2 separate regions of the Homo sapiens genome follow, and region 2 is linked to region 1. The links are chromatin contacts, found by Hi-C or POLR2A ChIA-PET in ENCODE. All regions are on one chromosome and are shown on one strand. Each heading gives the region's core, a stretch centred on a gene start or an enhancer-like site at or near the end of the contact. The rest is flanking DNA. Distances are from core to core; before and after follow the strand shown.

Region 1 (3,899 bases), core at 849-3,348:
ATACAGGATTGTTAACTATAGGTGCTATGTTGTACTGTAGACCTCCAGAACTTACTAATTTTGCGTAACTGAAACTTTATACCCATTGGTTCACAACTCCCTATCTCAATCTTCCTCCCAGGCTCTGGCAACCCCCATTCTACTCTCTGCTTCTGTGAGTGTGGCTATTTTAGGTACCTCCTAGAGGTGGAATATGCAGTGTTTATCTTCCTTTTTTCTTTTCTTTTCTTTCTTTTTTTTTTAAGACAGAGTCTCACTCTGTTGCCCAGGCTGGAGTGCAGTGGTGTGATCTTGGCTCACTGCAACCTCCGCCTCCCGGGTTCAAGCAATTCTCCTGCCTCAGCCTCCTGAGTAACTGGGATTACAGGCACACACCACCACACCCAGCTAATTTTTGTATTTTTATTAGAGATGGGGCTTCACCATGTTGGTCAGGCTGGCCTTGAACTCCTGACCTTGGGATCCACTCGCCTTGGCCTCCCAAAGTGCTGGGATTACAGGCATGAGCCAACGCACCTGGCCATAGTGTTTATCTTTCTGTAACTGGCTTATTTCACTGAGCATAATACCCTCCAGATTCACTCATTATTACATATGGCACGATCTTCTTTTTGAAGGCTGAATAATATTCCATTGCACGGATACATTTGAGGTTTTCACCTTTTCCCAGGCCTCGTCTGTAGCCATGTCTAAATTCACCCTGACCCATGGCTAAAGGAGAATGAGAAACACTGGAACATAATGACTTTCCCTGACACGTCCACATTCTGAATCTTAAATAACTCTGTTTCAAGTGCACTAAGTGATCTCTGCCTCCCTGTTCTCTTGGTTCTCTTCCCATCATTACTAGCTATAGGGTGATGATGAATGTTTGGGTCAAAAAGACCTGGGTTCTCTTTCCAACTCTAACAAGGTTGCCAACGAAATTAATTCCGTTTTACCCTCCAGTTCCTCTCTTGTAAAATAAAACCATTTTGGCCGGGCGAGGTGGCTCAAGCCTGTAATCCCAGCACTTTGGGAGGCCGAGGCGGGCGGATCACGAAGTCAGGAGATCGAGAGCATCCTGGCTAACACGGTGAAACCCCGTCTCTACTAGAAATACAAAGAAATTAACCAGGCGTGGTGGCGGGCGCCTGTAGTCCCAGCTACTCGGGAGGCTGAGGCAGGAGAATGGCTTGAACCCTGGAGGCGGAGCTTGCAGTGAGCCGAGGTCGCGCCACTGCACTCCAGCCTGGGCGACAGGGCGAGACTCCGTCTCAAAAAAAGAAAAGGAAAAAAATAAATAAATAAAATAAAACCATTTTACATTTCAGGGCTGTTATAAAATAGAAACAAGCTAACATATAAGCCAGGTAATAGATGTTGAGTATATATTAGCTATTATTCTTAACATGGCCGATATCAGTAGGCAGAGTCAGCTCTGCCACCCTGGCCCCACCTGACCTGACCCCATCAGTAAGCAATTCGTTCACTGGGTTAAGCATTGCCTTATCTCCAAAGCTCCCTTTTATTCTCGAGAGGGGGAGGTTCATTGCTACAAAGACATTCACTTAATTTTCTCTTTAAAAAGTTCATTATTTCAGTAGAAGAAGATGGGATAGAATTAGAACACTAGAGCTACACCAAGGGAGACAAGATAGAAGATGCTGAGTGCTGTGGAATGGGGAGGAAGAAAAACAGTGGGAAAAGTAAAAAAAGAACTAGGGCAAATGCACCTTGGCCCCAGAGACGGTCCTAATTAATTTCCTTTCTTCTCTGTTGCTATTTTGGCTTCCTTTGGTTTAAAAATAAAAAGTCCTGTTTTTGCTCTGATTATGTCTTTTATTTTCATATTTATGAGATTAAAATGGCATAACCTGCCTAGGATGCACCGTGATCTAAGGCACTTGATGTATGTTCGAGAAGAAAGGGGGGAAAAGGCCTCAAGTCTGACCCGAGGAGGCAAAATGCTTATGTAGCATGAGAACTTTATTGACTTAAGTTTCAGGATTGTTCTCTCAGGGAAGGAAAACCATCTTAAAAAACAAACAAACTTGTATTCTGGGGTATTTCCCAGAAAAGACGCAGGTATGGTTAGTAAGATGGGATTTGGTTTTGTTTTTCGAGCTTCAGCCGGGTGGTAAAAGGTCAGTCCTGTGTTGTAATCCACTCTGGTGCCTCTCTCCCGTAAATCTAACCACAGCCCTAGAAAAGCTATGCAGTGTGGCAGTTAGTAAAATGAAATTTCTTTTTAAAACGTCTTCCCCCTTAAAAAGTTACTGCTGAGTCTTAGAATGTTCTGGAAAAACGCTGTTGCTCGAAATTTCAGAATAATTTCCCTAGGAGAAAGCTGTTAAAATGATTTATCTTAAAATAAGTTACTGAGATGGGAAGATGGAGAAAAGTAGACATGTCTCACATGGGTGAGGTCTTGAGAATGGGTGAGAAGAAAAAATGGTGTGGGGATGTGTGGGGTGAGTTTCTATAAGAGCCGCATCACCTTCTGACCCGTGAGTAAAAATGTTGGTTAATAGGAAGCCAGTCAGCTCTGTCCCCATGTGCTCAACGCGCCACAATCTATAGCAAGCACAGACACAGACAGTACGTCAGCACTGTCCTGGGCCCTGCGCCTCCGGGTAGGGATGCCCCAGCTTTGCCCCATGGAGTCGGGGGTCCCCTGAGGTCTCCTTCTTCACACCCTTACAGCCTAAAGCAATACCAGCCGTGGCCGCACACTGGATGAAGCTGTCAAATGATTGAATCGCACAGCAGTGAGCATCGCTGGGATATATTGTATATTGTGGGTCCCCATTTTAAATTGGATTACAATCCTGACTTCATCACTGTCATTTGTAATTAGGTCTGGCATTCTAGACTTAATGCAGCCACCACTGTGTATCTACGACTGTGACAAGAGGCCATCTGCACACACCACGAACTAAAAGCCGCATTTTGACCCCCGGCCTGATACCAAAGCTCAGTGCAACAGTGTGAGAGACCACGGCTTCAACTTCATCTTTCCCCTTTTCTTTATCTAACTTTTCTTACACAAAACTAGGCAGCAAAAAAAAAAAAAAAAAAAAAAAAAAAAAAAAAAAGGGCAAAGGAGAAATCAAGAGCCTATACAATCTATAAACTAGCTCATCAGCTCCTAAATCAAGAGGCCAACTCTTTTGTTATGGTTTGAATTGTGTCTCCCACCCTAATTGTGACTGTATTTAGAGACAGAGTTGGTGTGGAGGTAATCAAGTTAGAATGAGGTCATTAGGGAGGGCACTACTACAATCTGACTGCTGTCCTTATACAAAGGGGAAATTTGAATACGGTCTCAGGCACACAGGGAGATCATTTTGTGAGGATGAAGGCAGGGATCCGGGTGATGCCTCTACCAGCCAAGGAACAACAACGATGGGCAGCAAACCACCGGAAGCCAGGGGAGAAGCCTGGAACGCATTCGCCCTCACCGGCCCCGAAAGGAACAGATCCCATAACGCTTTGATCTCAGACTTCCAGCCTCCAGAACTGTGAGACAATACATTTCTGTTGTTGAAGCCACACAGTTTGTGGTATTTTATGACAGCAGCCTTAGCAAACTAATACATCTTTGTATTTTAAAATCACGGATAGAAGAGTGTGGGTATCCACTGAAACCACAAGCGGCTTCCCACAGGTTGTTTACGGTCAGCTTTATGCTTAGAGGGAGGTGTGAGAGTCTCATAGTAACACACAGAAATCTGCATTATTTATGACTAAAAGCAAAAGCAAAATGTCTTGTTTGTCAGTCACTCCCCTCTAGGTAAGTCTTGTCCAAATTCTTGAGTTATTAATAGCTTAATTTCTTTCCCACACAGCTATGATCTGATTAAGACGAGAGGGATCCATTTAAACCAATCTACTGTATTCTTTTCTATTCGTGCAGT
Region 2 (3,899 bases), core at 696-3,195, 200 kb before region 1:
CCTAGACTTCTGAAATAGATCTGTTCTAATGGGTTAGTTCTCTTAGAATGTAAGAAAACATATGACGAATGCCCTTTTATTAAAGTCATCTTTGTGACCAACTAAGTGTGTGCACACTGGAATGTGTTGGACCTCTCAATACCAAATAATGAGAAAAGATTTCTCCCTTCTCATTCCCTAACTTCATATGCTCTGTAATCAGTTCTCCATTACTGACATTTTTTTCCCCAAATACCAGATATTTGGTGGCCCCTACTAAATCAGTACGCAGTGTTCCCTCTGCTGGCTTTGCAGTACATGAAGTAATTCTTAATGCTAGTCTTTTAGCTGTATTAAGAGAAAGCCAAGATAATTTTGCAGAAAAAAAAAATCCTGGTTTAGAATAATAAACTGTCTTTGTTAGCAATGATGTTAGACATTTCCAATTTTGAATTAGGTATTTTATTTTATTCCCTTAAATGATGGAATTCCATTTGAGATGTAAGTGTAATATCTGCTAATGCATTTCTTCTGCTCTCACACATCTACACAACATAAAATCTCACATCCATACAATGGTATGGGGCATAGATGAAATAAGATTCTATTCCACTGCTTAATATATTCCTTTGGCATGGAGGGAGGGACCTGAATGGAAATTAGTTTAACAAATCTGGATTTGCACTGATTTGCAAGATTTTGCCTTGCCTTGGTTATAGAAACTATGATTGTAGGCGCTAGTCAGACCTGACAAGTATTCAGTTCAAATAAAATAAAGAGGAGGAAAAACTGTGTAGTTGTTACTTTACCTGACAAGGAAGAAGCCCTGGGAAATCTGATGTCATTGGCCTTTGTCAACTGAAAGGCGCCAGTTTTTTTGGTTCCACACTTTATGGAAAAGAAGCCTCCATGTGAGGCTGATTTACTTCTCAGTCAAGTAGACAAACATAACTTGCACTTCATCCTTTTGGGCTGATGACATTGCATTGTAACTGGGCTCAGCGCGTAATGGGGGTGGGGGTGCGTGCATTGAAAAATAATATATGGAAATAACTCATATTTGCAAAATATCAAAATAGGATTCTGGGGTAAATGAAACCTAGCATTTATTTTTATCACTAGAATAAGCTAAGAGTTAAGAAACCTGCATTTCTAACAATTGTACCATTTTCCTCTCATAACCAGTGACTAGCACACAGTAGGCTTAAGCTGTTCATGCCAATGCCAACTCATTATTCCTTTCCTTCGATTTTCTCAAGAAAACAAGCAGAAGACGAATGTTTGCAGGGCCACTTGGATTGCAAGCATGAATACAGGCTTCTGCTTCTATTCTAGAGGCAGAGGCACGGCACCCGGGGAGAGCCTGGGTTTGTCTGCAGCCAGCCGGCTCCCAATCTGGGGAGAAGCAGCCGCCAGGTGGCATCGCTGAGCCTCCCTGCGCCCGCGAGGCGAGGTAGGAAATCGTGGGGATAGTCAGTCTTCTTTCTTCTCCCCCTTCCTCCTCTCCCGACCCCCCTACCACTCCCTACCACTGTACCTTCTTTAGTTAGAGGCTTAAACGCTCAACGAGTAACAGGGTATGTCGATGAATTCTGATTTTTTTTCATAAATCAAAGTTTAGGGCAACCACCCGCCGCCTCCTGCTCACTTGTCAGGAGCTCCGGGTGACGGGGGAAGCCTAGACCAGCTTCCTGTCTGGATCAGGTAACCCAACTCGGGGGATTATCAATTTCAGTTTCCCTGTCTTCTTGCTAAAGTGAATGCAGTTTCTCCGGCTTCCGAGAGCGGCTGCAGAGAAACGACGCGCCTTACTTAAGGACTCCAGTGCAAAGGCCACTCCCTACTCAAAAAAAAAAAAAAAAAAAAAAAAAAAAAAAGAGGTTTCCTTCAGGCAGAACGCCTTCCGGAGCGCAGCGACTCGGTCTCGCAGGCACGGCGCTCTCCCTGGCTTAAGCTCGCCAAGGATTAATGGTGCTCAGCCTCGCTCCGCCGCGGCAGCCGAACCTCTCCTTTCGCTTACAGTTACAGGGAGGAAATAAATTGGAATCGACTCAGACTGTGCTTTCTGGAGGAAAGTCCTTCCTACTGTAAACATGTTTCAGGCGATCCTGTCAGCAGCATTTTAACACCCGTCTTCCGTTTAGGTTTTACGACCGGGGAAGGAGCTGAAGACACGCGCGCGCACACACACACAAACGCGGGCGCAGACGCAGCCCAAGCGAGGACACCTCCCGCACCCTCGCGGGCTCCCAGCCCTCCTTTGAATTTGCAACCGGTCGCGGATAGGTTGGGGGGGTCGTTTCCCAGGAGCTTGGCTCCTCCGTCCTCCTACCCCATCCCCTGGCCCTTGGAGATGCTGTCCAGTTCCGTCACTGACCAGAACTGACAGCCACTTGGCCCCCTGCTCTCTTGAGTGCCCAGCATCCTTTGCTCTGGACGACTAAATGCTCTCTGTGAGCCTTGCTTGGTTGGTACGGCGCGCGCTGTGCGTGTGGGACCCACTCTTCGGCAGGCACACGACCTTCGTACACCGGCTGGGCAACCACCCACTTCATCCCCTCCCCGGACCCCGCAGGCTGAGGCCCCATTGAGAGCGCAGCTGCAGCGTCTCTTTCAGAAGGGCAGAGCAGGCTGCGCGTGCACGGCGCGCGGGGGGAGGAAAAGGGCTGAGAGCTGAGGGAAGTCGACAATTCATTGCACCCCAGTCTTCAAGCGTCCCTTCTGCGCGGATCACGGAGGGACAGACGTGCATTGGCGCCTTCCCTCGATCCCTCGCTCGTGCAGGAAAGACTGGACGGTGGGGGCTCTCTGAGTTTGCGAGGGCCACGGAGGCGCCCCAGGGTGCCAGGCGCCCTTGTCAAGGGCCGCGCCCGAAGCTCCAGATTCAGTCCCCAGCACCTGTAGGAGGCGGTTTCGGGTCTGAGAGAAGGGAACATATGGCAGGTAGTTAACAGGGAGAGGCTGCGCCCTGGGCGCAGTTACGAGGAAGCCAAGCTCTGCGGAAGGTCTCGGCTCGCTTTGTCCTCCTTGGATCAGCTGGTCTCTGCCTTTCCGCTGGCAGCCGCGGCAGTCAGGCCCTGGCGCAAGCGTCCGGGTGGAGCTGCCTACTCGACCCGGGGTGGCAGGGGTTGAGGGGGCGGCAAAACCACCCCAGTGGCCCCAGCAGGCGGTCTAGGTGGGGCACGCCCGACGGGCTTCCCACCCCCAACGCAACAGCCCGTTGTTGCAATTACAGTTTTAGCCCCGTGGGGGAAAGCGGGTGATTTCGCTTTTGGAAAAACACTTCAAGAGCAACCCTAAGCCAGCGTTACAAGCCAGTTGACCTGCTATTGGAGGTTGTGCGAGGGCGGGCTGGGGCGCGCGCGTCTGCCAGGGAGGGAATCCCGCTGGGGAGTGGGCAGAGGGAAGCAGAGCAAAATGTCAGATAACAGAAAGAGGGGAGGCGGAGGAAGAAAGGCGCTTGATTGCGGGGAAGTGGGAAGGCACGGAGACCGCATTGGCTGCTAAGTGACGCGGGTCAGGAGGAGAGGGACGCGTGCGTGGCGGGTAGCGACTGTAGGACGCACGGGCCCCCTCGCCAGGCAACCGATCTCCTTTCTTCCAGCCCTTCCCCTCCCATGTTCCCGCCGTAGTCAGACGTCACACTTGGCGCAGACAGCTTTGGGGGAACTCATAGGGATGGGAGGGGTGGGGCAGGGACCGTAGAACCCAGTGCCCCAGACCGCGCCTGGAGTGCAGTACACCTGGCACCCGGGACTCGCCATCTGCTCCCAGCTACCGCCTCTCGGGCCAGGGGTGTGGGCCTGGAGAAAGATAAGAGTACCGCGTGGGAGTGGATGGCCTGGCGTCAACCGCCTCAATGAACTCAGTCAATCAACGTTTATGGTGCTCCTACTGTGTGCCGAGCGCATCCTCGGTCC

The links. A loop is a pair of places that touch in the nucleus more often than their neighbours do. ChIA-PET counts read pairs that join two places held with the same protein, here RNA polymerase II (POLR2A). Pooled maps may share reads with other maps.
Region 2: a map of PC-9 shows a loop between it and region 1 (3-fold over the local background). The contact joins two enhancer-like sites. A Hi-C loop is called at or near these places in 6 of 168 maps with a recorded cell type or tissue (Caco-2, Calu3, HepG2 and 3 more), 2 of 37 single-sample maps with no recorded cell type and 5 of 50 pooled maps. POLR2A ChIA-PET finds 5 or more read pairs at or near these places in 9 of 52 experiments (A549, GM10248, HEK293 and 6 more).

The regions. Positions count from the first base shown.
Region 1 is chr6:21,382,615-21,386,513 of GRCh38, reverse strand. No RefSeq gene overlaps it. Among named protein-coding and RNA genes, the nearest start is that of LINC00581, 130 kb to the left of the region's middle. Within about 2 kb of position 2,098, at least 2 of the 41 ENCODE cell types and tissues checked have a DNase peak (open chromatin) inside an H3K27ac peak, as active enhancers do; they include PC-9, where a contact is called at or near this core.
Region 2 is chr6:21,586,922-21,590,820 of GRCh38, reverse strand. No RefSeq gene overlaps it. Among named protein-coding and RNA genes, the nearest start is that of SOX4, 4.9 kb to the left of the region's middle. RefSeq lists enhancers at 1,457-1,506, 1,517-1,616, 2,384-3,041, 3,682-3,899 and silencers at 3,407-3,486, 3,627-3,686. Within about 2 kb of position 1,945, at least 38 of the 41 ENCODE cell types and tissues checked have a DNase peak (open chromatin) inside an H3K27ac peak, as active enhancers do; they include PC-9, where a contact is called at or near this core.